Linked DNA regions of Homo sapiens: region 1 is linked to region 2. Evidence: read pairs that join two places in POLR2A ChIA-PET (ENCODE). Cell type or tissue: GM12878. All regions are shown on one strand. Links, peaks and the distances in the headings refer to the core of each region. The heading gives the core; the rest is flanking DNA.

Region 1 (12,118 bases), core at 2,357-10,356, 210 kb before region 2:
ATGAGGATTAAATGAGACAATGTGTGTGAAAAAAGTGTTTCGAAAAATCATAAAGGGGAATGTAGATGCTAGGCATTAATTAGTGTTATTACTGAAAAATTCAGACTACCATGATTAACTGGAAAAAAAGGAACTAGGTCTGTTTTTTTTAATGCCAAATATATAGTTTATAACTACTAAAAGTACTATCATGACATTGACTTGAATAGTCCTGCTGCATAAACCATTTTTTTTCACAAAGACAAGTCAAGGCTGGTTCCAACACTTGACTTAACTTTCAATCATTTTGTTGTAATGAAATTTTGTTATAAAAAATCATACTTCCAGTCCATTGGATCTGAAGATGAGAATGCATTTTTGAAACGAAAAGAGTGGAGAAGAAGAAAACTGCCATGTTGCCCCAGAGTTTCTTATTTAAGAGGGAAGATCAGAGAAGTGTTCATAAAGCTAAACATTAGGGCATTTAAGAACCTTCCAAGAGTGTTCCTAAACTGCTTATCCAGTCTTACTTCTTGAATTGCCCATGTCACACCTGAGATTATACCTTGGAAAATAAACCACAGCAAGTGTGCTGCTAGTCCACATTTCCACTCCATGGCAGACAGTAACTGATGGACATGGCACTCTTTCTCAGTAAGTGCAGACTCATCCTCAGAATCCTACTCAACACCATGCTCTAGGCAGCCACCCCCAAGCAACACAAGCTAGCCTGTGAGATGAAGCCCTTGTTGCCATCTTTCCCGTCAAGGAACAAAGGCTTATCACCATTTCCCAATCCGGAATTTTCTCCTTTGTGTGCCACAGCTTATGCCTTCCCCTCTGCCTGAAAGCTCAATGTCCTTCTTTCATTCCTTTTTTTTTTTTCCTTCTTCTTCTCTTTTTTTGAGACAGAGTCTTGCTCTGTCACCCAGGCTGGAGTGCAGTGGCACCATTTTGGCTCACTGCAGCCTCCATCTCCTGAATTCAAGCAATTCTCCCACCTCAGCCCCCCAAGTAGCTGGGACCACAGATGCATGCCACCATGCCTGGCTAATTTTCTGTATTTTTAGTAGAGATGGGCTTTCACCATGTTGGCTAGGCTGGTCTCTAACTCCTGGCCTCAAGTGATCTGCCTGCCTCAGCCTCCCAAAGTGCTGGGATCACAGGCGTGAGCCACTGCACCCAGCCCCTCCTTTTTGATCCATGAAAACTCTACACATCCTTCAAGTCTCTGTCAAAATGTCACCTCCTCTGAAGAAGCCACACAAAGTGCTTAACACACACAGATTGCTCAGGAACTTTTTTTCAGTGAATGAATGACTTAAAATAAATAAATAGCTTCATGACATCACCTGGTAGTTTAGCCTAATGAATAAGTGTGGGGTTTGGGAACCAAACTATCCAGGTTCAAACTCCAGCATCTTCATTAATAGCTGTGCAAACTTAGACAAACTACTCTATCTCTCTGAGTCAGTTTTCTGTTTTCTCCTTGGTGGAATATTGGGCATATTAAATTAAATAACAGCGGGCCAGGCGCTGTAGTTCACCCAGCACTTTGTAATCCCTGCACTTTGGGGGCCGATGCAGGCAGATCACTTGAGGACAGGAGTTTGAGACCAGCCTGGCCAACATAGCGAAACACCATCTCTACTGAAAATACAAAAATTAGCTGGGTGTGGTGGCACGTGTCTGTAACACCAGCTACTCGGGAGGCTGAGGCAGGAGAATCGCATGAACCTGGGAGGCGGAGGGTGCAGTGAGCTGAGATCGCGCCACTGCACTCCAGCCTGGGTGACAGAGCAAGACCCTGTCTCAAAAAAATTAGATAACCACGTAAACCACATAAAGCACTTTGACAGTGCCTGGCACATAGCAAATGTTCAGTAGCAGTAAGTGACTGTAACTATTGGTAGCCATGTTAAAGAGGGTGGCTTTGTCCTCATCTTTAAGCCTCCACACTCAGTAAAGAAATTGATACATAGTAGGTGCTCAGTCAATCTTTGTTTAATTGAATGAATCATGATACGTGTCATAGGAGCAGTACCAACACAGCATTCTGATGGCCAGCATTTATGAAGTTAATTTCTGGTTGTGGAAATTAAAAAAAAAAAAACTCAACAAAACTTCAGGGTGGGGGCTAGAAAAGTGTTAGAAATTTGAGCAGGCTGTTGAAATAGGGGCATGATTTTGCCAAGCAGACATGGAAAGTGGCAGTGGGGGGCGGTGTTGCTTCGTGGGCAGGGGGAGTCGGGGCGGAACAGGAGCTATTCTAAGGAAAAGAAACTGCTTTAGCAAAGACATAGGGGTGGGGAATCAAAGACTTAAACCACAAAGGGGAAGCTGAGCTTACCTGTGGCTGCAAAGGAGAATCCCTGAACAGGAGGAGCCTGCAGCCTTAACTAGCGCAGCCCTGGTGGGTTTGTCTGGGAAGCTGTGGAGTGTGTGCAGTGGCCCTAGGGAAGGAGCACTGCCACCTCCACCCCCACACCCTCCCTCATGTGGCAACACAGCCCTGCAAGGGTATCAGTGTGTGATGTTCACAAACTGTCCTTCCCTCTTGGTTAAGAGCATTCATTCAATCAACAAGTAGTCATGAGTGCAGGGGCCTATGATCAGCATCAGAACAAAGCAAACAAGTCCCCTGGCCTCATGGAGCTTGTGCTCCAGTGTGGGCCAGGAAATAGGCACATAGGCAACTAAAGATATTTACTGAAACTGTCCAGTGGTGATCAGGCCAGGAAGGAAAATGAAGGTGGACAATGACAGGCAGGGCGGTGGGGGTGGGCCTGCTGTCTTAGATAAGGAGATGGCATTGGAGCAGAGGGGTAGGTGAGGTAAGGAAGTGGCCATGTGGTGATCTGGGAGAAGAGCATCTTAGGTGGAGGGAGCAGTCACACAGATGTCCCAAAGTGAGAATGAACTTGGTATGCTCCAGGAGAAGCAAGCGGGCCCCTGTGGCTGGAAGCAGTGGGGAAGGGTGTGCGTGGTGGGACACAAGGCTGCAAGGGGACAGGGACAGATTCCCACAGAGTAAGGGGCATGGGTTGATCTTAACTGGGATCAGTGGATTATGGGAGGAACTGGGGGGCTTAATCAGGCAGTGATGCAATCACCTTGCACTGGCTGCTGGTGGGGGGTGAGGAGGGTACGACGGGCAAAACTGGGTGGCCACTTGCAGGCAGTGCCAGGAGTCCAGACAGGAGGATGACGGCTTAGACCAGGATGACGGCACTCCACGTGGTGAGAAATGCAAGAAGGGACTGAATATGTGACACATACAGCCAGCACTAGGTGACTCTCAAAATAGAGTATGACAGGAAGAGAAGTCCAGGTGGGTCCCCAGGTCTGGGGCCCAAGTCACTGGCCTGCATGGCTGATTCCTTTCTTTCTGTGACTCCAGCGTGAGTCAGGCACACATGTGATTTGGGAGGGACAACAGAAACGCCCAGTCCCCTCCCTCAAGGAAATAAGCCACATTAGGTAGATCCACAGTCTGCCTATGGCTACATATGCCCCCCACACCCAGAATGCAGCAGTAACACGTGCACCGGGGGCATGTGGCCGAGTCGTGGCACACACGTGTTCCCAATGGCTACCGACTTCTCATCTGGGTTAGGTTTTCCCTGCAGGGCTGGGTAAACGTCTGCTGCGTCTCCACCAAAAATCAGCCTCATGGCCTGGCCGGGTCTGGCCTGGCAAAGGAGATAAGCTGCTGAGAGCCGTGTCTGGACACACGTGGCCCTCGCCTCGGGAGCCTTGGCAAAGCCAGCGATGGAGGCCCTCCAAGCACACTTCCAGAACGCCCGGGCACAGGGACTTTGACTCTTTTTATACATGAAAAGGAAAATGAAAGCAAGTCAGGGAGTACTTCAGTTCAGAGGCAGGGCCATCGTAGGACACCAGGCACTTGACACAGAAAACCTTCCCTGAAACCCCACATCAGTGCTGGCTGAGACAGGGACCATACATGACAGGCCCCCTGTGGCTCAGCTCGGAGCCTCACTAATGCCATCTTGTTCTGACTTGATTCTTGTTCATCAAGAAGCCCCTGCTAAGAACAAACCAGAGGCTTGGCCCCCTTCTATCCCCACAGCCCAGATCCAGAACAAAGGTCATGGATGTTTTCCATGGGACTGCTGCAGACCCTCTTGTGATCTGTCTTTTGGAGAAGGAAGAATGTGTGCCCCTTTTTCGGTAAACAAATCACAGCCTTGTAATCAGAGCTTATTTTGAGGGTGCATGGAGCTCCCCACCATTTTCAGTGACTTTAACTCTTGGGAAAGGGTTTTCTCTGCGTTATGGTTTAATTCTCACTCCTAAGGTAATGCTCTGAAGCAGGTGAGGAGAAAAATCCCACTGTGCTGTTCCTAAGCCTTGTGAATATGAGAAGAAACAACAAAAGAAGGAAAAGACGTTTCACATTTTAAGGGCATATTCAGGTGCCCTAAGAACTGAGCCAGTTCGTTAAATGATTTCATTTGGAAACTTCCAGCTTGCAATTCAGTCATTCTTCAATCAGAAATACATGATTTGTCAAATATGAAATGGAATCATTAATCCCTGACAAAGTCGGAGGTACAGCAAATTGTGGCTGTGTGTGCCCCACGCTATCTTCCCCTTAACAAATTAGGTGGCCCTGTGGAAGGTATTCCAGACAGATGCCTGCATGGGGCTCTGCCTGGAAGAGGGAGGCACACTGATCATCAAAATGATTGACTTGACTGCTTTCAGACATTTAACTACCCATCCCACCCTCCCCACTATGTGCACACACACAGAAAGGGAATTTACTTTCATCTTCTAGACATCTTTTCATTTAAAGCACTGCACAAATGCAGAATAAACCAGACAGACAGGGTTATTAAAATGTAGGTTAAAATTGTATAGATCTACACAAACACAGGACCCCCTGTAAAAAGTGGTAAAATCTGAGTAAGGTCTGGAGTCCAGTTAACAGTATTAGATCAGCATTACTTCCCCAATTTTGATTTTGCACTGTAGTTATGGAAAATGAGGAAGCGGGGGTGAGGATACACAGGGACCCTGTACCCTTTGCAACTTTCTGTGAATCTATACTTATTTCAAAATAGTTTTAATTCAGCACTTTGGAAGGCCAAGGTGGGAGGACTGCTTGAGCCTAGGAGTTCAAGACCAGCCTGGGCAACATAGGAAGACCCCATCTCTACAAAAAAATAAAAAAATAAACTGGGTGTGGTGGTACATGCCCATGGTCCCCGCTACTCAGGAGGCTGAGGTGGGAGGATTGTTTGAGCCCAGGATGTTGAGGCTATAGTGAGTTATGATCGTGCCACTGCACTCCAGCTTGGGTAACAGAGTGAAACCCTGTCTCAAAACAAGAAAAAGTTTTGAAAAATATCAAATGTGCCAGTTCTAGGGTAAGTGGCTTCTGACCAACTATCATGTATGGTGACACAGGTCCTTTCAGTTTTCATTATATGCAGAGCTGTTTTGGGACAGTACCAAGAAATCGCCACAGTCATTATTTCCCCCAAAGATAGCCCAACAGAAATCACATCCCAGAGATGACAAGAAATTGATCACTAAAGGAAAAACTTAGAGTGCATGTCCTTAAGTCACCTTGTCCCAAACCCATCCTGTTGATGAAATGTCAGGCACTTCCTGTGGAAGGGTCTGTTGCCACAAATCCATGGATGTCCTCTGCCTGCCAAGCCTGGCTGGGGGTCGGGACACGGGAACCATAGCAATCCTAAGTCCAACCAGCTCTGTCCCTGGCCCACAGGTTCTCAAGTTTTAGGGTGCATTAGAGTCGTGAGGAAGGTGTTTAAAATGCCGATTCCAAGCCTTCCCCCACCCCCGCAGATCCTGACTAAGTAGATGAAGGACTGGGCCTAGGAATTTGCATTTGCAACAAGCATTTGTGATTCTGTCACAGGTGGTCCTAGGGCCACAGTTGAGGAAACAACTGGGCGCATGTGTGGGGAGGGCTCCCCACTGAGGGGGCAGAAGAAGAGCTGGCAGGCACTCGGCATCCACAGAGCAAGGCGCTCCTTGCACCAATGGAGAGAACTTCAGAGTGCCGCCTCTCAGCACATGCCTGAGATCTCCAGCCCCACGGCTTAAGGGAGGCTGCAGAAGGGCCTTGGAGCCTCCGGGATTGGTCCTGCTGAGGCTGTGACCATGTGGCATTTAGGATAAAATGCAGAGTGTGGACTCTATCATCATCACAGCTTCTCACTGAGTGCTGATGATGTGCTGAGCAATCACATCTCATTTAGTCCTCACAGCACTGCTCTGAAGGAACTGCTTGTTATCCCCATTTTACAGATAGGAAAACTGAGGCTCAGAGACTTCCAAGGTTACAGAGATAGAAAGTGGCAGGACAGGAATCAGGCCCAGCCAGAGGTTACCATTCTGTGGTACAACCTCCCTTTCTGTTGGAAGGGTTCCTTTAGGTTCTCATCTCCTCCAGGATAAAACACTCTGCTTAAAAATAATAGAGGCCCCGGCATGGTGGCTCACACCTGTAATCCCAGCATTTTGGGAGGCTAAGGCAGGCAGATCGCCTGAGGTCAGGAGTTTGAGACCAGCCTGGCCAACATGGTGAAACCCCATCTCTACTAAAAATACAAAAATTAGCCTGGCATGGTGGTGGGTGCCTGTAATCCCAGCTACTCGGGAGGCTGAGGCAGGAGAATTGCTTGAACCTGGGAGGCGGAGGTTGCAGTGAGCCGAGTGAGATCTCGCCACTGCACTCCAGCCTGGGCAACAGAACAAGACTCCATCTCAAAAAAAAAAAAAAAAAAAAAAGAGGAAACTTTAGCAGGCTTGTTGGAAGGTGAGTGGGAAGATTTTCCCAATCCTTGTTTCGGTGGCATGAATACTCCTTTCCAGCTTAAAGCAGATCTAACCCTCTCAAAGTCCACCTTCCTCAGCTCCTCTGTTCTGTTCTTTCATCTTTGGTCCTGCTCTCTCCTAATCTTTCTCCTCTCTTCCCCTTTTAATTTTTCTCCTTTTGTCTTCAAACTCCAAAGTTACAGACTCATTGTGTCCCTCCATCTTCCCTGTATCCCCCTTCGCTAATAGAAGAATTTTCTCTTGCCATTCGATCATGATACAGGCTATCTGAAAAAATGAGAATTAGGTTCCTAGCAAGATAGATGACCTACCATTTTCCAGAGGACACTGTGGAATCCTGTTTGCCCGAAGGTTCCAAATATAACCCATGTTCCACTCAAGGCACACTTGATGATCTTTGAAAGGGCGTTCAAAAGGCGGGATGGTCTGCAGGAGGGTATAATTCTTTGCTACAGCATGGAGCAAGTTTTCCTCCCATTTAACATTCCAGTCTCTGCCACTGTATTTGTGAGTAATCCAGGCGCGTACTATCACTGCAGATACAGAGATGGAATGTCTGATGAAATAATCATCTCTGTAAACCATAATGCTTGGAAATTTCACATGTACTATTTGTGTCCTGCTGGTGTGAAGATGTTTCTCATTCTTCCACCTTTTTTTGTACACGGGAATGCTACTTCTGAACTCAGATGAAACAACTGCTTCCAAATTGACAACACAAGGCTGAGAGCATAAATACTCAACCGAGACTTCAGAAACGTTGCGAACGTTTCCTTCAAAGACAGTAAAATAAATAAAGTCTTTGTAAGCCACGCTCTGCTCAGCTTTGGGTATCACTGATGTCGTCAGGGAAGTCTGCCTACCCAAAGATGGTACAACATTCTGAAAAAAAGAAAAAGAAAGTAAGAAATACAGAAAGTTTAAAAATCCTCATCATAACAGATACTTGAATCATTATTTTCCTGGGATAAAAAAATATCAATCTACATAAAGCAATGAATGAATGCGGGAGATAAAAGATGTCAAAACCACTACTGAAGAATTGGGGAAAAACCAACACACAAATACAAAGGAAGATGAGGCCACATTAAACTCTCTCCCCAGACACAGTAACATCTGCTGATCAGAATGTGACTGTCACATCTACATGGCAATAATTCCAGAGTTGGTTTTCAAAGGCAGAAGTTGGTTCACAACAAATCCAGTAGCAAGGGAACCTGCCTTAGAATAAAACAGAGACAATGCAGCTTCAGACATTTTCAAACCATTGTCCTGACTTTAAATGGTGGGTCAGACACTACCAAATCAAAGGGTGGCAGAAAAGTGAAAAGTGCACCCTCGAGGGAACATAACAGGGATGCCAACCTGGCCCCTTTTTCTCCCATAAGTTTGAAGCCAGGGCAAGCCTGCATGATATATGGACAGGCAAGAGGCTTCTATTGCTCCTGGTCACACACAAGTAAGCTCAGACGATGGGCTGTGTTGTCTGATTCTTTCACCACAGACAATGCTACATGCACCAAGAAGGATTTTAGCTGAATGTTTATTTATCTGGTCATGAAATCAATGCAAGGTTTTGAGCATGAGGTGCTGATATGTGAGTGCTAAGAGCTCTCCTAAATATGACTTTGTGATTCAAGTATCCAAAACACAATAGAAAAAGGTCACTTTGGACCACTGCATATCCATTAGGGTGGCTATTATTAAACACACACAACGCATACACACAGAGAGAAAATAACAAGTGTTGGTGAAGATGTGGAGAAACTGGAACCCTTATGCACTCTTAATGAGAATGTAAAATGGTGTGGCTACTATGGAAAATAGTATAGCAGTTCCTCAAATAAATTAGACACAGAATTATCATATGATCAGACTGGGCGTGGTGGCTCATGCCTTCAATCCCATAACTTTGGGAGGCCCAGGTGGGTGGATCACTTGAGGTCAGGAGTTCAAGACCAGCCTGGTCAACATGGTGAAACCCTGTCTTTACTAATAATACAAAAATCAGTTGGGCAAGGTGGTGCACACCTGTAATTCCAGCTCCTTGGGAGGCTGAGGCAGGAGAATCACTTGAACCCGGGAGGTGGAGGTTGCAGTGAGCCAAGATCACACCACTGCACTCCACCCTGGGCAACAGAGTGAGACTCCATCTCAAAAAAGAATTATGGTATGATCAGACCCAGCAATTCCACTTCTGGATATACACCCCAAAAATTTAAAGCAAGGACTTGAAGAGATGTTTGTACACCCGTGTTCATAACAGCATTACTCACGCTAGCCAAAAGCAACCCCAAGGGTCCATCCATGGATGAATGGGTAGAAAAAATGTGGTATATACATGGGATGGAATATTATTCAGCCCATAAAAGGGAATGAAATTCTGATGTATGCTGTAAAATGGATGAACTTTGAGGAGATGAGGCTAAGGAAAACAAGCTAGACACAAGAGAACAGACATTATATCATCCGCCTACATGAAGCACCTAGAGTAGTCAAACTCACAGAGACAGAAGGGAGAAAAGAGGTTACCAGGGCCTAAGGGAAGAGGGGATTGAGGAGTTAGGATTTAATGGGTCCAGAGTTTCAGTTTGGGACGATGAAATAGTGAGACAGAAAGTGGTGCTGGTTGCAAAACAGTGGGAATGTCCTTAACACCACTGAACTGTACACTTAGAAATGATTAAAAAGGTACATTTTAATGCTTGCATATTTTTACCACAATTTAAAAGAAAAAAGTCACTTTGGTCTCCTCTGAGGAAAAAAATAAGGACTCCTTTTTTCAATTCTGACTTAGAGCTGCGGGAGAGGCAAAGATGGACAAGACATGAAATTTGGTATCAAGGAATCGTGTCTATAAATAATGGCAATACAGGCGAAACGTGGTCAGTGTTCCCATCAAACTGTAAACAAGCCCAAGGGTGCATAGCACTGAGAGAGAATAATTCTAACTGGAAGGTCTGGGATAGGCTTTATGGAAGAAACGGTATCTCAGTTGGGCTTTGAGGGACGAAAAGAAGTTCTTCACGTAGAGACACAAGGGAAAGGCACTGCAAGGGGTGTGAACAGCATAAGCCGGGCAAGAGGCAGGGGAATGCAGGTGTACTTGGGGAATAGCAAGCAGCTATGTGGACACGCAGGTATGAGGTTAAAAAGAAAAGTAGAGTTTGGCCCTGGAGAACATTGAGTCCCAGCCCAACGAATGTGAACTTTTATTCTACCGACAGCAAAGAATCAACAAAGGTTTCTGTACAAGGGGGTGGTGTCTCCCTTTTAAAGCAACTGATAGTCAATGTCAATTAGAAACAAGGCTAACAATTCATACAAAAATGAGCAAATGACATAGCTAATCAACAAGTAAATGCTCATTCATAGTAAGATAAATGCAAACTGAAACTGCACTGAGATACCATTTTTTCCCTACTAGATTTGCAAAGATCAAAAAGTCAGATAACACATCGTACTGACCAGAGTGTAGGAAGCATGCCCTCTTATGTATTGTTGGTGGCAGTAATCTCTAATCTTTATGAGGCCAATCAAGTAATATCTACTAAAATTATAAATGCACTCACCCTCTGGACCAATAATTTCACTACTAGGAGTTTAACCTACTAATACACTGAAAGTTGTGCAAAATGATGTTTGTGTAGATTTTCACACCAGTACAGTTTGCAATTGCAGGAGATAGGGAAGCCTAAACTCATCAAGAGGGAGCTGGTTAAATAAAAATAGTACATCCACTCATGGAGTACCATACAGCTATTAAAAGGAGGAAGCTCTTCACGTACAGAAAATGGAATGATCGCAAAGGGTTTTCTGTCTGGTTTTTTTGTTTGTTTTTGAATTTTCAGGGTTTTCTTTTTTTTGTTTGTTTGTTTTTTTTTTTGAGTTGGAGTCTCACTCTGTCATCCAGGCTGGAGTGCAGTGACGCAATCTCGGCTCACTGCAACCTCTGCCGCCCAGGTTCAAGTGATTCTCCTGCCTCAGCCTCCCGAGTAGCTGGGATTACAGGCACCTGCCACCACACCCGGCTGATTTTTGTATTTTTAGTAGAGATGGGGTTTCACGATGTTGGCCAGGCTGGTCTCGAACTCCTGACCTCAAGTAATCCACCCACTTCAGCCTCCCAAAGTGCTGGGATTACAGGCGTGAGCCACTGTGCCCAGCCCAGGTTTTGAAATTTCAGGTTTGTTGGAATATAATTCACACCACACAATTCACACACTGAAAGTGTAAATTGCAACGTTTTCTAGTAGATTTACAGAGTTAGTCAACAATCAATCATTACAACAATCAATTTTCAAACATTTCATTGCCCCAAAATGAAACCCAGTACCCACTGGCAGTCACTTCCCATTTTTTTGCTTGCTTTTAAAAAACAGACTCAGAAATACCATTTGGATTAAATACACACTCACACCACACACACACATATATATGTACATGTGTATAGTCACTTGAATACACATATCACTGGTTGCTTACACGGATAAGAATGAGGTGACCAGGAGACAGAATAAGAGAGAAAGATGCACTGTATATCCTTCCCTAACTTTTGAATTGTGTACTACACAATTTTTTTTTAAGTAGGTGAGGAGAAAGCAACTGTCCTAAAAGGTCAAAGTGGGCCGGGCATGGTGGATCACGCCTGTAATCCCAGCACTTTGGGAGGCTGAGGTGGGCGGTTCACGAAGTCAAGAGATCGAGACCATCCTGGCCAGCATGGTGAAACCCCGTCTCTTCTAAAAATACAAATATTAACCGGGCGTGGTGGCACATGTCTGTAGTCCCAGCTACTGGGGAGACTGAGGCAGGAGAATTGCTTGAACCCGGGAGGCAGAGGTTGCAGTGAGCCGATATCGTGCCACTGCATTCCAGCCTGGCGACAGAGTGAGACTCTGTCTCAAAAAAAAAAAAAAAAAAAAGGTCACAGTGGAAACTATGTCTTCTGCAAATGGCAGAGGGAATAGGAGAAGAGCTGGTGATTCCTTTTGACCAGTCATGGGCAACCTGTGGGAAGAGATATATAAAGAAGGGGGTACAATGCAAACTGTCCATGCCACCCCCCCCAGGAGAGGTTTAATTGTTTTATGTTCTCGTTTATGCTGCCAGATTACAGGGAGGAAACACATATAAAAATCATCTCATAATTAGAAGCAGAGAATGTTACAGTGGATGAGTCTGGTGACAAGCCAGTCTACTCTCTTATTCTGCAGACGAGGAAATGACAATCAAGAGGTGACATTCTCCAACACCACCCAGCTGGTGGGTGAGCAAAGGCAAGCCCAGAAACCTGGCTCCT
Region 2 (12,118 bases), core at 1,329-9,328:
TTTCTGGAGTCCACTTTCTTGTATGTTTCCAGTTCTGCCACAAGAGATATCTTGCCTGAGATTTGGAGGGCAGAAGTCAAGCTCCAAAGGTCAGGCAGTGTCGCCAGGCTCATTTCATTGTCAGAGTGTGGTGGGCGGGCCTGCAAGTGCTTTGCCTCTGCCTGGATCCTTCTTCAGCATCCTGAAGGCCGTGGCAGAGCTCAGTGACAAAGGACACCCATTTCTCCTGCAGCACATGGAGATCATCCTCATGGGGTCCAGCTTGTCCTTGCTCTTTTCCACTTGACATCCATCTCCTCTTCTCCACTTCCCACCCCATGGACTTCCAGCCACAGCCACAGCACTGTAGAGACAGTTGAACCTGTTCCCACAACTGCAGAGGGTCAAACCTCTGTAACAAATCTCTCATTGCATGTTTATATGTAGAGCCACTTTCTGTCTCTCTATCAAACTCTGACTTATGTAAATACCATATTCCCAGCTTGAGAGTGAATCCTGGTTGGTCTGAGCCAGTTGTGGTTCATTCCCCTTGATGGTGACGGGATCAGGGATGGACATGTGACCTGGGACTCCAATAGTGGAGCCTGGGGGAAAGGCTTCCTAGATCTGAAAAAAAGACACAAAGAAAAGATGGTGCTACTGACGCAGTATCCAGATATCATGCTTGGAATTGAGGCAGCCATTGTAACCAAGCCAGGGGACTACCCAAAGAACCAATCTGAGGACCAAGATAGAAAAGATGGAAACAACCAGTGTTCTCCATGGTATAGTTCAGCTGGGGAGTTAACCTTCCTTGAAACTGCCTACCCCAGCGTTCCAGGTATGGGAGATGTTATGCAGTATCCCCCGTTATGTGTAGGTGATATGTTGCAAGATCCCCCGTGAATGACTGAAACTGCAATAGTACTGAACCTTATATATGCTATGTTTTTTCCTATACATATATACCTATGATAAAGTTCAATTTATAAATTAGGCACAGTAGGTGATATGGTTTGGTTGTGTCCCCACCCAAATCTCATCTTGAATTGTAGCTCCCATAATTCCCATGTGTTGTGGGAGGGAGCAGGTGGGAGATAATTGAATCATGGGGGTGGTTCCCCCATCCCCTTCTCATGGTAGTGAATAAGTCTCACAAAATCTGATGGTTTTATAAGGGGAAACCCCTTTTGCTGGGCTCTCATTCTCTTTCCTGCCTCCATGTAAGATGTGTCTTTTGCCTTTTTGCCATGATTTTGAAACCTCCCCAGCCATGTGGAACTGTGAGTCCATTAAACCTCTTTTTCTTTATAAATTACCCAGTCTTGGGTTTGTCTTTATCATCAGTGTGAGAATGGACTAATATGACAATAATAATAAAATAAAGCGAGTATAAAAATATGTCAGCATCACTGCTCTTGAATTTAGAGCCATTATTAAGTAAAAGAAAAGACACAAGCGCTGTGCTACCTCGAAGGTTGTTCTGATCACCAAGATGGCTACTTGGGGCCATCTGATCACCAAGATGGTGACTAAGGGGCAGGCAGCATCTACAGTGTGTATATGATGAACAAAGGGATGATTTATGTCCCAGGCAGAACACAGCAGGACTATGAGAGATTTCATCAGCTACTTAGAATGGTGCAAAATTTAAAACTTATAAATTATTTCTGGAATTGTTCATTTAATATTTTCAGACCACAGTTGACTGTGGGTAACTGAAACTGCAGAACTTGAAACCGTGGATTGGGGAGACTACTGTATTTTCTCATTGTTTAAGCCAATTGAGGCAGGCTTTCTGTTTCTTGTAACCAGAAAACATCCTCTTCCGATTCCCACCCCAAGAAGGAGCCTCAGGTTTCCTCTTGCAGTGGGTCCTGAAGTCTCCTTGCTCTGGGAGCTTTTCCAGAATGGAAGTGGTCAACTTGGAGTGAAGCTGGTATCTGGCCTCCCTGAGCTTGGTCTTCTCATCCAAGAGGCCGGAAGATGGGCGCCCCAGCTATCCACAGAAGATTTGAAAGTAAATAGAATTTAGGACGATCAAAATGGTTTCCAGATTATGGCCCAAGGAAAAATGGGCTAAGGCTCTAATTGCGGTAATTATGATAATCAAGTGTACCAGCCGGATGCAAGGAATGGAAGCCCAGTGGGAGCTGGTGAGACCCGCCCTTTACCTCTCGGCTGTCATGTCTAAGCTCACCCTACTGCCCTGTGATGCCAGAAGGGTACTCTGCAAGCCACAATTGACAGACTATGCCCACAGGAGGCACTAGAGGGAGACTGGGGCAAGAGAAGAGGAGAAGGACCTCATTGTTGTCCTTCAGCTCCTGGCAGTGTCCCTCTAGCAGGAGCAGACGGTGAGCTCCACTTGCCAGCTCCATTCAGCATTCCCAGGTGCCCCTCACCATGCACCTGCAGAGGTGCTGGAGCCCACCAACAGCCTGGGACCTAGGGGGTGGAGGAGAAGCTTGACAGCTTCCTCACCTACTCACTGTGGGCATCAGAGCAATTCCTGGCCCACCACCCTGGGGGTGCGAGCATCTGTCAAATCATGCCCCCTCCTCTTCAGTGGTCTGAACACAAGCTATGCAGTTTCCCCCCAGGAGCCCGGCACCAGCATCATGAGACCCTCCTCTGGTAATCACCCTCTCCCCTCTTTTCTGCCAGCCCTAGGAGTAACCTACTCCCGAGTTATCGCAGCATCCTCATTTTCATCTGTCACTGTGTAAAATTCTTTTACTAAATCTCCTGTTTTGAAATATCTACTGTGGTTTCTCTTTTCCTGGCTGGGGCTCATCTGAGAGAGTACATTGATTAGGTTATGTAATCCACAAGTCCAAATTGAAGGTAATCTCAGGCACAATTTGTTCCAGAGCGTCTAAATATGATTAGGGCCAACACTGAATTTTTTGTTGTTTTTTTTTTTGAGATAGGGTCTTGCTCTATCGCCCAGCCTAGAGTGCAGTGGCATGATCACGGTTCATTGCAGCCTCGAACTCCTGGGCTCAGGTGATCCTCCAGCCTCAGTCTCCCAAGTAGCTAGGACCACTGGCATATGCCACCATTTCCAGATAATTTTTTCCCACCCTTTTTTTTTTTTTTTTGAGATAGAGTCTCACTCTGTCACTCAGGCTGGCTGGAGTGCAGTGGTTCAATCTTGGCTCGCTACAAGCTCCGCCTCCTGGGTTCAAGTGATCCTCCCACCTCAGCCTCCTGAGTAGCTGGGACTACAGGTGCCCACCACCATAACTGGCTAATTTTTCTATTTTTAGAAGAGATGGGTTTTCACTATTTTGGCCAGGCTGGTCTCGAACTCCTGACCTCAAGTGATCCGCCTGCTTCAGCCTCCTAAACTGCTGGGATTACGGGTGTGAGCCACTGTGCCCAGCCATTTTTTCCCACTTTCATTTAGAGATAGGGGTCTCCCTATGTTGCCCAGGCTGGTCTTGAACTCCTGGCCTCAAACAATCCTCCCTCCTTAGCCTCCTGAGTAGTTGCGATTGCAGGTGTGAGCCACTGCACCCAGTCCACTCTCCTTCCCAACATTTTCTCAGCACCAGTCTCTTCCGTGTGTGAACTGTTTTTAGGGTGGCCTCCTTCTGGGTAGCAAAAATGACTGCAGCAGCTCTAATCCTCACATCCAGAAGCCAGACCTCATCTGAAGAAGACAGAGAATGCCTTTGTCCCACATTTCTAAACACGAGCCCTGAACTTCACTTTGCTTAGATTAGGTCCTGCCATTTTAACCAATTCCTGTGGCCAAGGCAGCAGCCCACTGATTGGCTTGGTGTGGATTGCATGCTCTCTTCCTAAAACTGGGGTGGGGCCAACACCTATGGGGTCACTGGACGCACAGATGGAAATCAGAGCTTCCTGGGAAGCTATAGTCAGATGCTGAGGAGATCAAGATCCCCTACACTTAATCTCAGATTGTCCAGGGAAGTCCAAGCTTCCTATCACTATTGCTGCTGTTTTTAAAATACAATACCTTTAAAAAATATATAACTACATTAGTCCATTTCTATGTTACTAGAAAGGAATACCTGAGACTGGGTAATTCATAAAGAAAAGAGGTTTAATTGGCTCATGGTTCTGCAGGCTGTACAAGCATGGCACCAACATCTGCTCAGCTTCTAGGGGGAGCCTCAGGAAGCTTTTACTCATGGTGGAAGGCAAAGTAGGGGCAGGCGCATCACATGGCAAGAGAGGGAGCAAGAGAGTGACGGGGGCTCACATCAACCGGTTACAACATATGTGCTGAGTGTGTCATAGAACAGTTCCTCCAAACTTTTTTTTTTTTACATTTATTTATTTATTTATTTTTAAAAAAGAGTCTCACTCTGTTTTCCAGGCTGGAGTTCAGTAGCATGATCTCAACTCACTGCAACCTCTGCCTCTCAGGTTCAAGTAATTCTCATGCCTCAGCCTCCCAAGTAGCTGAGATTACAGTTGTGCACCACCACACCCTGCTAATTTTTTGTATTTTTAGATGGAGTTTCACTGTGCTGGCCAGGCTGGTCTCGAACTCCTGGCCTCAAGTGATCTGCTTGCCTCGGCCTCCCAAAGTGCTGGGATTACAGGAATGAGCCACCATGCCCAGCCCAAACTTCTGATCTTGCATCTCTACCATTTAAAATATTTGAGAGCACAAGCCAGTCTATGAGTACCAAAAACACTCCTGATCATCCATCCTGGTCCCTGGAATGGGCCCCTGACCCGGTTAAAGGACTTCCCTCGGACCCCAGCTCAATAGTTAGTATCTTATGGAGGAGATTGGGTCTTTAACAAGGCTTCTACTGTCCCAGAGCTATCGATAGTACTGCTGCAGAACCTTCCCAGATGACTCAAGGGTGTCGCACAAAGCCCTGCTCAGTGCGGGTGCCAGGGCATGCTCGCCCTTAGGGCCCCACTCTTGGTCTAGAGGAAACCAGGTGGTTTCCCCATTCGACATTCATTTTCTCTTTTTTCTTGTTATAGCCTGGGAGGCAGAGTGTGGCGTGCCTGCCTGTTCACTCACACACGTTTCTTCTGCTTGTTCCAGCTGGCTCAGAGCCCAGCTGTCATGGAGCATGTTCTCTGGCATCCATGCACACACACAGGCCAGTCCTGTGCCAGGGAAACACCATCCCAACTTTCTGCCTGCTGGACCAACTACTCACCTGCAGGGTCTCAGCCCAAATATTAGCTCCTTCCAAAGCCTTCCATGGCCCCCTTGCCAATCTTGCCACATAGCTCCCTTCAAGATGATGATCTGATTTTGTAAGAAAATGAAAGAGGACTTTAAGTGACAATGTAATTCTTTGACAGGAAAGCAAGGCATTCAATAAACGAAAGTAGCACATTTGTGAACAAGCCTGGATGAATATTTAGTTATTTTTCAAACGTGAAATGAATGCTTTTTAAAAAATGAACTATTTTAAAGTGTTCTGAAAGACAGGTTTAAATACTTGTGCTGGTGAACTGGCATCATGTTTTCTTTTGCTTTGAATGTGAGGATGCTCAGAGCTCATGGATGTGCTTGATTCGGTGGCTTTCCTCTGCCTGGGCTTTGAAGAGAATGCTGGCCCTCTTGGTTTTGGCTTTTGTCTTCTGTGAGAGCCCATGAGGACAGCAGCTTGATGGGGTGGACAGAGCTTGGGCTTTGCAACCAGCACTGGGTCAGTCCCTGATGGCTCACTCACTAGAGATGTGCCTTTGACTTGGGCTCGGTTCTCCTACAGGCAGGCCTGAGACAAGATGGGAGAGCAAGTAGCTCCTCTGGACAGGATCACGAGAAATGCCAGGAGGGGAGTCAAGAGGAGACATGGGAAAGAGAAGACAGAAAAGCAACCCAGAGAGCTTGACTGAGCAGGTTAGGTCACCACGGAGGGCAACTGGGAACTAATCCCAGTAGGTATCTTTGAGAGACTGTGGAGCACACCTCAGAGCTGTCCCACCCAAGGGGGGAGGAAGCATGGGGATTTAGCTACCAGCTGCCATCAGCCACAGGGCAAGGGCTGCTCCTAGAGGCATTAGCTCCTTGGCACCTCTGGTCTGTCCCTAGCACAGGCTGAGCCAGAGCCTGTGGCTGAAGAAACCTCTTAGGCATGTTATGGGCTGAATGTTTGCATCCTTCCAAAATCCCTGTGTTGAAACACTAGCCCTGCATGTGATTGAATTAGGAGGTGGGCCTTTGGGAGGTGATTAGGTCATGAAGGTGGAGCCCTTGGGGTGGGGTTAGTGCCCTTATAAGAAGAGACGCAAGAGTTTGCCCACTCTTTCTGCTTTTGAGCATGTGAGAATACAATGAGAAGACAGCCATCTGCAAACCAGGAAGCGGGCCCTCATCCAACACCCAATCTGCAGGTGCCTTGGTCTTGGACTTCCCAGCCTCCAGAGCTGTGAGAAATAAAGGCTTGTTGTTTAAGCCACCCAGTCTCTGGTGTTTTTTCTTTTTCTTTTTCTTAAATAGCAGCCAGAACCGACTGAGACAGGAAGGGACCACTGGTGCTTACAGTAAGGAGCCATCAGGGATGGTGAGAACCCAGGGCGTAAGGAGGGGCAATGACAGTGTCTGCTACCGACCATAAAAGTAAGAAGAACAATAAAAACGTGAATGCTAACTTCAGTGTATGGCTGGGAAATCCAATGAGGTGATACATGTGAAATCACTGTGTAAACTAAGTCATCATACCAACATTCCATTTGATACTAGGGATGGTGATGATGCCAATGACAGCAATGAATCACATGCTAGATCACTTGCTCCATCTCCCTCATAGGAATCCCTGACCATAGATTGGGTTCCAGTAGCTTTTTAAATTTCTTTGTAAATTTCTCAGTCTTTGTAAATTTCTCAGGTGGCTAGAAGTGGCATTTCCTCAGTTTGTTGGACCTGTCCTAAGAGTCAAAAACGAAACCCTGCACAGAAGTCCCTCTCCTTCCAGCCCCGGACCCTACAACTTTCAGCAAATAAATAGAAATGCCTTTTGTTTTATTTCTAGCATTTTGAAATTCAACTTTTTGAATATATTTGCATGGGGCAAAATTCTGGGAAACATTAAATATATTAAGAGGCATACAGTGAAACCATCTCTGGTTTTCACTCATTCAGTTCCCTTTCTCCCAAAAGTCAACATGACTACTATTTTCTCATGCAAATTTACAAAGTGTGCATATTGTGTATTCAGATTTATTTATATTTATGTAAACCAAATTTGCATTTTCCTCTTTTCTTTTAAACAAAAGATTTGAAATAGCACAAATTGTTCTTTGCCTTCCTTTTGTCACTGGGCACTATATCCCAAGTTGTACATGAAGAGTTTTCTCTTTTTTTGTTATTATTATTATTTTACCACCCCCAGAAATGCTACGTGGGTGTTTTCTCTTTTTTAACAGCTCTGTAATATTCCATTCAGCTTTTGATTCTAGAAAATGTGAATCATCAGCAATGGGTGAGCCTGCTATGGGGTTTAAACACACGATCTTATTAACCCTTACACAGTCCCAGGAGGTAACTAGGGCCTGTAGTTATCACCGCCATTTTGCTATAAGGAATTGAGGCCCATTGAGAGATTAAGTCCTGGCCCAAGGTCATAGAGTAGGGAAGCGGCAGACCAGTCTTGGGCCTGTTGCACTACAAGTGCATCCCTTAACCACTAGATGGCCTCCCTCTCACGGACAGACTTTGGACTATCACTAAGACAGTGAACTGAGCGGTATCCTAAGGTGCTTGGCAAAGGTCTTGGATGCCAACTTGGGTATTTCTTTGGCAATAATGCCATATTGCCTTGTGCATGCTGTGTTTTATTTCAATGCATATTAATATGATTTCCTGCATTTTTGCCTCTCAAGAATCCCATTTGAGGCATGAATTATTGGAGGAAGTTGGCGGGGGGCATTCTTAAGGACAGGCCCAAGAATTTGCAGCAGTGCTGGCAGAGTGCAGTGGAGCACTGTCCTCAGTGAGCTGAGCCCTGGGGAGCCACTGTCAACAGTAGGGGTCAGGGGCACACACTGCAGGGCCTGGAGCTGGGCCTGGGCTGGAGCCCTGCTGAGGCCAGGGAGGAGTCCAGGGCTCTGGGCCAGGAGGTAGATTTAAGGGAGGAAATTGGGAGGGGAGCTGGGAACTAAGAACAATGGGGGAGCTGGGAAGGGTGTCTGGAATCATTTGGTACAAGGCCACATTTTTCGGGTGAAAAAAACTGAAACCCAGAGCAAGGTGGTGGCAGCCCCAAGTTCACAGAGACTGGAGCTGAACAAGAAGCCAGGCCTCATGACCCCTAATCCATTGCCCCTTCTACCAACGCTCTGAAGACACATGCACATACAGTGTGTGTGTGTGTGTGTCTGTGTGTATCTATGTTTGTGTGTCTCTGTGTATGTGTGTTTGTAGTCTGGGGAAAATAAGTGTGCATGTGAACCTCTGTGTATGTGAGTCTGCAGCACAAGCTGAGGAAGGGAGAGTAAGAGGAACTCAGGGACAGGAGGAAGAACAAGGATAAAACGAAATAAAATCCAGGAATCCTTCCAGTATGCATGCAAGTCCCAGGACTTCCAATTTGGAATTTTGCCATCTTTAATTCCATGACAATGTGTGACCATATAACTGGTATTCATCTGAGGGGTTGTTGTTTATTTTTATGACTCTAGCAACTGCAGATGTGAGAGTTCTCATGCCCTTTGGCAGATTCTCAGAAGCTCTCAGTTATTAATGGTCTTGATCACACACATATGCAGGAGACGGTTGCTGTCCTTGGCTCAGCCTTCACTGCACTTCTTCAGGTGAAGCCCCACAAAATGATGGGGATTGACAGTGGAAGAAAGATGGTTCCCTAAAGACTTTTTGCCAGAATTTGGCCGGGCGTGGTGGCTCACACCTGTAATCCCAGCACTTTGGGAAGCCACAGCAGTTACATCACTTGAGGTCAGGAGTTCGAGACCAGCCTGGCCAATGCGTGAAACCCCATCTCTACTAAAAATACAAAAATTAGCTAGGCATGGTGGCGGGCACCTGTAATCCCAGCTACTTGGGAGACTGAAGCAGGAGAATCGCTTGAATCTGGGAGGCAGAGGTTGCATCGAGCCGAGATTGTACCACTGCACTCCAGCCTGGGTGACAGAGCGAGACTCCGCCTCAAATCAAAAGAAAGACTTTTTGCCAGAATTATTGGGGAAGAAAATTTATCCCCCCTGTAGTTGCTACTGGAAGCAAGCCTGGAGAGGTGGAGGCCTCTTCATTGGAAAAGCATGTGAGGATGAAGGCAACACAGAGAAAAAAGCAGAACATAGAGAGTGATTCCAATTGATACCTTTTTGAGCACCTGGATCCAGCGTGTCCAGAATTGGTGGGTTCTTGGTCTCACTGACTTCAAGAATGAAACCGCGGACCCTCCGGGTGAGTGTTACAGCTCTTAAGGTGGCGCGTCTGGAGTTCGTTCCTTCTGACGTTCGGATGTGTTTGGAGTTTATTCCTCCTGGTGGGTTCGTGGTCTCGCTGGCTCAGGAGTGAAGCTGCAGACCTTTGCGGTGAGTGTTACAGCTCTTAAGGCAGCCTGTCTGGAGTTGTTGGTTCCTCCCGGTGGGCTCGTGGTCTCGCTGGCTTCAGGAGTGAAGCTGCAGACCTCCGCGATGAGTGTTACAGCTCAAAAAAGCAATGTGGACCCAAAGAGCGAGCAGCGGCAAGATTTATTGCAGAGAACAAAGTTTCCACAGACTGGAAGGGGACCCCAACGGGTTGCCACTGCTAGCTCGGGCAGCCTGCTTTTTTATTCGCTTATCTGGCCCCACCCACGTCCTGCTGATTGGTAGAGCCCAGTGGTCTGTTTTGACAGGGTGCTGATTGGTGCGTTTACAATCCCTGAGCTAGATACAAAGGTTCTCCACGTCCCCATCAGATTAGTTAGATACAGAGTATGGACACAGAGGTTCTCCAAGGCCCCACCAGAGCAACTAGACACAGAGTGTGGATTGATGCACTCACAAACCCTGAGCTAGACACAGGGTGCTGATTGGTGTGTTTACAAACCTTGAGCTAGATACAGAGTGCCGATTGGTGTATTTACAATCCCTGAGCTAGACATAAAGGTTCTCCAAGGCCCCACCAGACTCAGGAGCCCAACTGGCTTCACCCAGTGGATCCCGCACTGGGGCTGCAGGTGGAGCTGCCTGCCAGTCCTGCGCCATGTGCTCCCACTCCTCAGCCCTTGGGTGATTGATGGGACTGGGCGCCGTGCAGCAGGGGGCGGCGCTCGCGGGGAGGCTTGGGCTGCACCGGAGCCCACGGAGGCGGGGGAAGGCTCAGGCATGGCCGGCTGCAGTCCCGAGCCCTGCCCCGCAGGAAGGCAACTAAGGCCGGGCGAGAAGGCAGCTAAGGCCGGGCGAGAAGCGCCGGTGGGCTGCACTGCTGGGGGACCCAGTACACCCTCCGCAGCCGCTGGCCCAGGTACTAAGCCCCTCATTGCCCGGGGCCGGCAGGGCCGGCCGGCTGCTCCGAGTGCCGGGCCCGCCAAGCCCACGCCCACCCGGAACTCCAGCTGGCCGGCAGGCGCAGTGCGCAGCCCCGGTTCCCGCTGGCGCCTCTCCCTCCACACCTCCCTGCAAGCTGAGGGAGTGGGCTCGGGCCTTGGCCAGCCCACAAAGGGGCTCCCACAGTGCAGCAGTGGGCTGAGGGGGCTCCTCAAGTGCCGCCAAAGTGGGAGCCCAGGCAGAGGAGGCGCCGAGAGCGAGCGAGGGTTATGAGGACTGCCAGCACGCTGTCACCTCTCACCAGCTGTGCCTGAAGCAGGTAATACCTGGACTTTTAAATTACAGGAGTCTTTACATGATCTTTTCTGTGATATACATGATGAATGAAAACTAGGCTGCCTGGGTTTGAATTTTGGAGCTGCCACTTCCTAGTTGTATAACCTTGGACAAGACACTTAACCTGTTTGCCCCTCCACCATATTATCATCTATAAAATGGGATAATACTAGTATCTGCCTCATAGGTTGATATGAGAATTAAATGAGTTAACAAATGGAAAGCATTTAGAACAGTGCCTGGCATAGAGTCAGCATATTGTCATTTTAAAAAATTATATGTATCAGACCGTATACTGCAATAACAGCCCCAAAGTCTTTGTGGCTTAAAATAATACAGTTTTTATTTTTGCTCATATTACATATTCAGAAATTCAGGTTGATGGAGCAGCTGCCATCTCTAATGTTGCTGGCCACCACGACAGAGGAAAACAGAATCTAGAAAAAGCCACGCTGGCTCTTAAAGCTTCTCCCCAGGATGGATAGAGGTTGCTTCTATTCATGTTTCATTGGCCAAAACAAGTCATGTGGCCACACTTAACTTCAAAAGGGAAGAAAGGGCAATCCTGCTGTGTTCCCAGAAGGAAGAGCCCTATTGACCCCACATTATCATTGTTATTTTGTAACTGATTGAATATCAAAAAGATGCAGAAATAATTTTCTAAAAAATCTGTTTCCCTGTTTTTCTCGGGTTTTATTATATTTTATTTAAAAAAATTTTTAGAGACAGGGTCTGGCTGTCACCCAGGGTAGAATACAGTGGCACGATCATAAGTCACTGCAGCCTTGAACTTCTAGGCTCAAGCCTTCCTCCCACCTTAGCCTCCCAAGTAGCTAACACCCCAGGTGTGCACCGCCATGTCCAGATAACTTTTTATTTTTTATTTCTTTTGGAGAGGCGGAGTTCTCACTATGTTGCCCAGGTTGGTCTCGAACTCCTGGCCTCAAACAATCCTGCCTCAGCCTCTCAAAGTGCTAGGATTATAAGCATGAGCCACAGCGCTCTGATTTTTTCTGGTTTTATATTCCCCAGGGACCAGGAGACATGACTGAGCCATACTCTATTTACCCCACTTTTCACCATACTACGCCAATCACTTTAAAATCTGTTGGTCCTGGTGTCCATGACCCAGGGGCCAGGACCAGGTCACTGACATTTTCAACAATCTCTTGCTGGTGAAATCCCAGAGAAGAGGAAAGAAGCTGTATCTTGGGCCCAGAGTCACAAGCAAACAAGAGAAAGAAAGAATTGAGGGACAAAAGAAGAAAAGCTCTCCTTGAGAGAGGGTGGTGTCTTGGGTCTGGAGCAAAGGGCTGCGAGGGAAGCTGGACGGGGCAGGGGAAGGTGCTAAACAAGG

Evidence for each region. ChIA-PET counts read pairs that join two places held together with the same protein. Peaks named below come from ENCODE experiments on the same cell type or tissue, not always from the same donor. Only the 100,000 strongest peaks of a DNase experiment are listed, where the experiment ranks them.
Region 1: POLR2A ChIA-PET joins it to region 2 with 5 read pairs; 3 of 35 experiments call an interaction of 5 or more read pairs at or near these places.

Annotation. Positions count from the first base shown.
Region 1 is chr4:25,840,167-25,852,284 of GRCh38, forward strand. It overlaps SEL1L3 (SEL1L family member 3), which reads right to left. Exons shown (of 24, transcript NM_015187.5): 2 at 7,128-7,698. Among named protein-coding and RNA genes, the nearest start is that of SEL1L3, 17 kb to the right of the region's middle. RefSeq lists an enhancer at 3,367-4,135 and a silencer at 5,741-6,035. In GM12878, for the core only: no CTCF peak of the experiment used is centred there; no DNase peak of the experiment used is centred there; H3K27ac peaks cover 331 bases.
Region 2 is chr4:26,053,820-26,065,937 of GRCh38, forward strand. No RefSeq gene overlaps it. Among named protein-coding and RNA genes, the nearest start is that of LINC02357, 11 kb to the right of the region's middle. RefSeq lists a silencer at 7,673-7,722. In GM12878, for the core only: CTCF peaks have their summits at 2,244 and 7,623 (motif pointing right); a DNase peak (open chromatin) is centred at 4,892.